Regions from separate parts of the Homo sapiens genome. Here region 1 is linked to region 2. The links are chromatin contacts, found by Hi-C or POLR2A ChIA-PET in ENCODE. All regions are on one chromosome and are shown on one strand. Each heading gives the region's core, a stretch centred on a gene start or an enhancer-like site at or near the end of the contact. The rest is flanking DNA. Distances are from core to core; before and after follow the strand shown. Region 1 has its middle 28 kb from the start of MARCHF7. Region 2 has its middle 22 kb from the start of BAZ2B.

What was found. A loop is a pair of places that touch in the nucleus more often than their neighbours do. ChIA-PET counts read pairs that join two places held with the same protein, here RNA polymerase II (POLR2A). Pooled maps may share reads with other maps.
Region 1: a loop to region 2 is called in a map of CD14-positive monocyte, with 1.9 times the contacts of the local background. The contact joins two enhancer-like sites. A Hi-C loop is called at or near these places in 7 of 168 maps with a recorded cell type or tissue (CD14-positive monocyte, IMR-90, adrenal gland and 3 more), 1 of 37 single-sample maps with no recorded cell type and 4 of 50 pooled maps. POLR2A ChIA-PET finds 5 or more read pairs at or near these places in 4 of 52 experiments (WTC11, endothelial cell of umbilical vein and naive thymus-derived CD8-positive, alpha-beta T cell).

Annotation. Positions count from the first base shown.
Region 1 is chr2:159,683,028-159,686,933 of GRCh38, forward strand. It overlaps a transcript of BAZ2B not described here. Among named protein-coding and RNA genes, the nearest start is that of MARCHF7, 28 kb to the right of the region's middle. Within about 2 kb of position 1,929, at least 2 of the 41 ENCODE cell types and tissues checked have a DNase peak (open chromatin) inside an H3K27ac peak, as active enhancers do.
Region 2 is chr2:159,636,787-159,640,953 of GRCh38, forward strand. It overlaps a transcript of BAZ2B not described here. Among named protein-coding and RNA genes, the nearest start is that of BAZ2B, 22 kb to the left of the region's middle. Within about 2 kb of position 1,350, at least 2 of the 41 ENCODE cell types and tissues checked have a DNase peak (open chromatin) inside an H3K27ac peak, as active enhancers do.

The DNA of each region.
Region 1 (3,906 bases), core at 679-3,178, 47 kb after region 2:
TGCATTTCCCCCATGGAGCATTATTATTTATGCTCTATGTACTTGTATAGAGTTGCCATCTGTATTATACTTTCGACAAATGTATAGGCTTTCCTTGGGCTGTCCAAGACACCAAGCAGCATGTCTAATGTCTAATTTTTTTTCTTTGGGAAAATACGTTCTGAACAAAACATTTCTTTAAAAGTCAGGTTTATTATAGTATAACTAACATACAGTAAGTTCACACTATTTTATTTAGAGATGGGTTCTTGCTATGCTCTCCAGGCTGGTCTCAAACTCTCAGACTGGTATCAAACCTCCTGGGCTCAAGCAATCCTTCTACCTCAGCCTCCTGAGAAACTGGGACTACAGGCATGTGCCACCATGCTTGGCTAAAATCACACTTTTTAGCATATTGTTCTATAAGTTAAAACAAACACATAGAGTCATAACCACCACCACAACCAAAATATAGAACAGTTCCATCACTCCAAAATATTCCCTTATGCCCCTTTGTAGTTGGGTTAGTTTTCTTGTTGCTGCTATAAAAAATTGCCATAAACTTGGTTCCTTAAAATAACACAAACATAGTTCCTCATGTCAGAAGCGTGAAATGAATTGTATGAGGCTAAAATCAAGGTGTTAACAGGGCTGGTTCCTTCTAGAAGCTTCAGGGAAGATATCTGATTCTTGTTCCTTTCAGCTTCCAGGGACTACCAGTATTCCTTGGTTCCTGGCTACATTACTGCAATCTGTGCTATGTCTTCTCCCCTACTAACTCTTTTTTCTCTTTAAGTATCTTTGTGATTAAATTTAGAGCTTACTCAGATAATCCAAGACAACTGCCCCATCTCAAGATTTTCAGTCATATCTACAAAGTCTTTTTTGCTTTATAAGGTAACACTTTCAGGTTCTAGAAATTCGAATGTGGATATCTCTGGGAGGCCATGATTCAGCCTACACAGTAGGCAACCCCTCTGTCCTCCAGCTGCTAGCAACCACTGCTGTTAGTCCTGTCCTATTTTTACCTTTTCCAGAATGTCATATAAATGCAATCATTACAGTAAGGAGCCTTTTGAGTCTGGCTTCTGTCACTTAGCATAATACACATGAGATTCATCCATGTTGTTCTATTTTCAGTAGTTTGTTCTTTTGTATTACTGAATAATTCCACTGCATGGATGTACCACACTTTAACCATTCAAAAGCTGACGAATATTTGTGCTGTTTAGGGTTTTTGACAAGCATGAATAAAGCTGCTATGAACACTGATGTGCAGCTTTTTGTATGAACATAAAATTTTCACTTCTCTTGAGTAAAACCTAGGAATGAGATTGCTGAGTTGTGTAGTAAGTACACGTTTAGCTTTCTAAGAAACTGACAAACTAAATAAAGACTAAATTATTTGACAGACTAAATAAAAACTAAATTATTTAGTGGTTACCCACTAAATAAAGAAAAAGTGGAAGAAGTAGTAATTAGTTGGACAATATTGTCTACACAATGATAGGATGAATTATCTCTTTTTCTCTTTGTAAAGGCTGGAGTGCAGTGGTGCAATCATGGTCCACTGCAGCCTCAAACTCCTGGGCTCAAGTGATCCTCCCACCTCAGTCTCCCGAGTAGCTGGGAAACAGGGATCAGACCATACACTGTAACTGTCTTTACTCATATTCCCCTTTACATTATTTGGTAACATACTCTTAAGTGTCACTAAAAGTTAAAGCATAGCTATACTTTTATTTGCACACATTCCTTATCCATTCTAATATTCTGGAAGAAATCATTTATTTTCTACAATGGCATTCTATGATATAGAATAAAATAATTTGATTTAGTAGTAACCTTTTCATATATCATAGATCAAAAAGGTATTTTTAAAACCTTCTGTAAGAAATGCTATATTTTCATACACAGAATTTCCTGCCAAACAGGCCAAGCTGTCCTCATCATGCTTACTCACTAAAGTGGAATTTGTGGGTGGAGGTATCTTTGCATAAAAGAGTCATGGTAATGTCCAGAACTCCTTCCTTTATGCCCCTGCTATGCCTTTTTATGTATGCATATTAAACTAGACTGCTTACTGATTAGTTTTATTATATAAAGTTTTATGGATTTAATCATAGGTCTCTATGCTTTTCATAAGAAGAACAAAACATGACAAGGTGTTTCCACCTTATGGAAAAAGCTACAAATAAAATATAGAAAAATGTTGCACTGAGGTTGTAGTGTAATTTTATTAACAACTTCCAGATACCAAGTGAAGTATAAATATAATTTTTATTTAGAAAGAAGTATCTATAAATAAGTTAACATTTGGTAACTGAAGCTTAACTAAGGTAGAACACTTAAGAATTACAAATGGGATGTGCATCTTACAACATTCAGCTCTTAAAATTTTTTTTGCAATAATTTTACACTTAAAGAAAACATGTACAAACTACCTAGTGCCAAGATCTTGGTTTCTAAATATCATTCTCTAATAAAAGGAACAAAGAAACCTTGAAGAAATAGCTGATTACAGGGCTGGATGAGAGAAAATAGAAGAAAAGGCAAAAGCATCTTGTAGTACCAGAAAGCAAGGTAATGCTCAAAAAACAAAGGAATGGGGCCATGTTAAAGGGCCACAAAAGCCTACCACAGAGAACTCCCCATGGCCAATGCTGGAATAATTTGAGTGACAAAACAAATAATGGCATTATTACACTATACATAATGCCATATTACACTATAATGCAAAGAATAAAATAAATAAACATAAGTCCATACTGTTATTAATACATGATAAATAATAAATAAGAGTGAAATCTTCCTTACAGGATATGTAAGAGATATAGAAACTCCTCCCTCCAGGAGAAACTTAACTGCACCCCCTGACCTCAACTCCTTCCTTTCAGAGTGGGCTGGACTTAGTGACTCCTTTCCAAAGAAAAGAACAAGAAAAATTGGAATTTAACAATAAAGAATAATAGAGACTGGCCCTGGTGGCCCCCACCTGTAATCCCAATGCTTTGGGAGGCTGAGGCAGGAGGATCGCTGAAGGCCAGGAGTTCAAGACCACCTTGGGAAACATAGCCAAGACCTTGTCTCTACAAAAAATTTAAAAATAGTTAGCTGAGTGTAGTGGCATGTGCCTGTAGTCCCAGCTACTCAGGAGGCTGAGGCAGGAGGAGCCCTTGAACCCAGGAGTTCAAGGCTACATTGAGCTATGATAGCATCATTACATTCCAGCTTGAGCTATAGAGCTACTTTAAAAAGAGAGAGAGAGAGAAAATGGCAGATTACTACCTTAACTAAGATATCAAGGTTTACCTCACCAGAGAGATCATGTTGATAGCATCTACCCTCTGATATGATGTAATGAAAGGGTACTTTGCCTCTGCGGTATTATTTCCAAAAAACAAATAACCCCACTCCAATCATGAGAAATACATAAGGCAAACCAAAACGGAAAAACAGCCTACAAATGTCTCACCAATACTCCTCAAACTGTCAGAGTCATGAAAAACAATACTAAGAAACTATCACAGACCAGAGGAGATTTGAGAGATGTAGCAACTAAATGCAATGTAGTAACCTGAATTGGATCTTGAACAGAAGAGGGATATTAAAAAAATAATAAGTGAAATCTGAATGAAGTCTGGAGTTTAAAAAGACATTAACCGAAAAACAGGTGAAATCCAAATAGTCTGGGGTTTAGATAACAGTAATGTGCTAATGTTGGTTTCTTAGTTTAAAAAAATATACCACAGTAGGCCAGGCGTGGTGGCTCACACCTGTAATCCCAGCACTTTGGGAGGCCAAGGCGGACGGATCACAAGGTCAGGAGATCGAGACCACCCTGGCTAACATGGTGAAACCCTGTCTCTACTAAAAATACAAAAAATTAGCTGGGCATGGTGGCGGGTGCCTGTAGTCCCAGCTCCT
Region 2 (4,167 bases), core at 100-2,599:
CTCCTTTTGCTTAAGGAGAGCTAAGAGTAATAAAGAGGACTTGGTCTTGCATATTGGAAACCAGCTCAATCACAATAGGATAGGGCACTGGGCAGAGTTGTGAGGCCCCCACTCCAGGCACTAGCTTCCAGATGACATTTCTAGACATACCCTGGGCCAAAAGGGAATCCACTACCTTCAAGGGAAGGACCTAGTCCTGGGAAGATTCATCACCTGCTGACTAAAGAGTCCTTGGGCCCTGAATAACCAGCAGCAATACCGGGGGAGTACACAGTGGGCCTCAGACTCTGAGATGTACTGGCTTCAGGTGGGACCCAGCACAATCCCAGCTATGGTGGCTATGGTGGAAGACTCCTTCTGTTTGAGAAAAGTAGAGGAAAAAGTAAAGGGGACTTTGTCTTGCACCTTAGGTACCAGCTTGTACACAGTGGGGTAGAGCAACAAGCAGGCTCTAAGGGTCCCTAAGTCCAGGCCTAGGCTCTTGGACAGAATTTCTGGACCTGCCCTGGGAGGGGCTCCAGAGGGGAGCCCACTGTCCTGAGTGTGAGTCCCAGGCCTGGCAGCATTCACCATAAGCTGATAAAAGAGTCTTTGGGCTTGAACTGAACATCAGCTGTGGCCTGGCAGAACCTGCCATGGACTGTTGGTGGTGCTGGCCACAAGAAGAAGCTCCGCTGCCTGTGGAAAGGAGAGGAAACACTGGGGAAGGCCTCTATATTGTGGTTTGAGTGCTAGCTTAGCCATAGTAAAATAAAACATCAGGTAAATTGCTAAGGCTTTTTATTTTTATTTTTTTCGAGACCCTCTGTCACCTAGGCTGGAGTGCAGTGGCACGATCACAGCTCACTGCAGCCTCAACCTCCCACACTCAAGCAATCCTCCCACCACAGCCTCTCAAGTAGCTGGGACTACAGGCGCACACCACCATGCCCGAGTAATTTTTTTTGTATTTTTCTGTAGAGACAGGGTTTCACCATGTTGACTACACTGGTCTCGAACTTGTGAGCTCAAGCAATCCATCTACCTCAGCCTCCCAAATTGTTAGGATTATATGTGTGAGCCACCACACCTGGCTGTAAATTTCTAAAGTTTTTGACTCCAATCCTTGGCTCCCAGACAGCATCTCTGGATATGCCGGGGACCTGGAGGAACTCGCCACCCTGAAGGAAAGGTCCTTGGGCAAGGCCCATTGCTGTGCTGGCTTCAGGTCTGACCCACTGCAGTAACAGTAGTGGTGGCTAGAAGGGTGCTTGCATCACCATACCCCCAGTTCCAGGTGACTCAGCACACAGAGAGAGAGAGACTCCGTTTGTCTGGAAGAAAGTAAGAAAAAAGAACAAAAGTCTCTGCGTGGTAATCAAGAGAATTCTGGCTCTTATCCATGACCACCAAGGAGATACCTTAGGCATGAGTCCACAAAAAACACAGCATTATTGGGCTTGGGGCCCAAGTCCCTTTGAATACCTAGAAAGACTTCTCAAGAACGACAGGCACAAACAAGCCCAGACGGTGGAGACTATAATAAATACCTAACTCTTCAATGTCCAGACACTGATGAACATCTATAAGCATCAGCATCATCCAGGAAAACATGACCTCACCAAATGAACTAAGTAAGACACCAGGGAACAATCCTGGAGAAAAAGAGATATATGACCTTTCAGACAAAGAATTCAGAATAGCTGTTGTGAGGAAGCTTCAAAGAATTCAAGATAACACAGATAAGTCATTCAGAATTCTATCAGGTAAGTTTAACAGAGAGATTGAAATAATTTAAAAGAATCAAGCAGAAATTCTAGAGTTGAAAATGCAATTGACATGCTGAAGAATGCATCAGAGTTTTTTAATAGCAGACTTGATTAAGCAGAAAAAAAACAGTGAGCTTGAAGACAAGCTATTTAAAAATACAAAGTCAGAGGAGACAAAAGAAAAAAAATAAAAATACAATGAGGCATGCCTACAAGATCTAGAAAATAGCGTCAAAAGGGCAAATCTAAGAGTTACTGGCCTTAAAGAGGAGGTAGAGAAAGAGACAGGGGTAGAAACTTTATTCAAAGGGATATAAAGAAATTCCCAAAGTTAAAGACATCAACATTCAAGTACAAGAAGGTTACAGAACACCAAGCAGATTTAATCCAAAGAAGATTATCTCAAGAAATTTAGTAATCAAACTCCCAAAGGTCAAGAATAAATAAAATATTCTAAAAGCAGCAAGATAAAAGAAATAAACAGCATACAACGGAGCTCCAATATGTCTGGCAGCACACTTTTCAATGGAAACTTACAGGCCAGGAGAGAGTAGCATAACATATTTAAAGTGTTGGGAAAACACACACACACACACAAAGCAACAACAACAACAACAAAAACCACTTTTACCCTAGCATTCTATATCCAGCAAAAATATTCTTCAAATCAGGAAGGACAAATAAAGATGTTCCCAGACAGACGAAAGCTGAGGGCTTTCATCAAGACCAGACCTGTCCTACAAGAAATCTTAAAGGGATTTCCTCAATCTGAAAGAAAAGGACATTCATAAGCAAGAAGAAATCATCTGAAGTTAAAAAACACTGGTAATGGTAAGCACATAAAAAAACCCAGGATAGTGTAACACTGTAATTGTGGTGTGTAAATTACTCTTAAGTAGAAAGAATAAATGATAAAACAATCAAAAATAATAACTACAAGCATTTCTAGACATAGACAGTTAGAGTGAAACAAGGAGAAACCACAAAAAGTTAAAAAGCAGGGAGATGAACTTAAAGTATATTGTTTTTATTAGTTTTCTCTCTCATATTTGTTTGTTTATGCAAGCAGTGTTAAGTCGTCATCAGTTTAAAATAGTGGGTTATAAGGTAGTATTTGCAAGTTTCACAGTACTCTCAAATCAGAAAACATACAATGGATGCACAAAAAATAAAAAGAAATTAAATCATACCACTAGAAAAAAATCAAACTAAAAGGAAGACAGGAAGGAAGGAGAGAAGGAGGAGAAGACCACAAAACAAATAAACAAACAAACCAGAAAACAAGTAGCAAAGTGGCAGGAGTTAGTCCCTACTTATCAATAATAACACTAAATGTAAATAGACTAAACTCTCCAATCAAAAGACACAGAGTAGCTGAATGGATTAAAAAAAATAAGATCCAGTGATTTGTTGCCTATAGGAAACACACTTCACCCATAAAGATACACATAGACTGAAAATAAAGGGATGGAAAAAAACATTCATTTGGTGCCAATGGAAACCAAAAAAGCAGGAATAGCTATATTGACATAGACAAAATAGATTTCAAAACAAAAACCACAAGAAGAGATACAGAAGTTCATTACATAATCAGAAACGTTCATTCAGCAAAGGATATAATAATTCTAAATACTTATATATCCAACACTGGAGCAGCCAGATATATAAAGCAAATATTATTAGAACTAAAGAGAGAGATAGATTCCAATACGATAATAGTGAATTCAAAATCCCACTTTCAGCATTGGACAGATCTCCCAGACACAAGATCAACAAAGAAACATCAGACTTAATCTGCTATACACAAAAAATGGGCCTCATAGCTATTTACAGAACATTTCATGCAACAGCTGCAGAATATACATTCTTCTTCTTGGCATATGAATCATTCTCAAGGATAGACCATAAATTAGGTCACAAAACAAATCTTAAAACATTCAAAAAAAAACCTGAAATAGTATCAAATATATTCTCTAACCACATGGAATAAAACCAGAACTCAATAACAAGAGGAATTTTGGAAACTATGCAAACACATGAAAATTAAACAATATGCTCTTGAAAGGCCAGTGTGTCAATGAAAAAGTAAGAAGGAAATTGAAAGCTTTCTTGAAACAAATAATGGAAACACAACATATCAAAACCTATGGAATACACTGAAGGCAGTAGTAAGAAGGAAATTTATGGCTGTAAGTACCTATATCAAAAAGAAGAAAAACTTCAAATAAATAACCTAATGATGCATCTTAAAGAACTGGAAAAGCTCAGCATCATAAGACAGGATGAAACATTTAAAAAAAAAACTAGAAAAGCAATAGCAAATCAAATCCAAGATTAGTAGAAGAAAAGAAATAATAAAGCTCAGAGAAGAAATAAATGAAATAGAAATGAAGAAAACAAAACAAAAAATTAGCAAAAC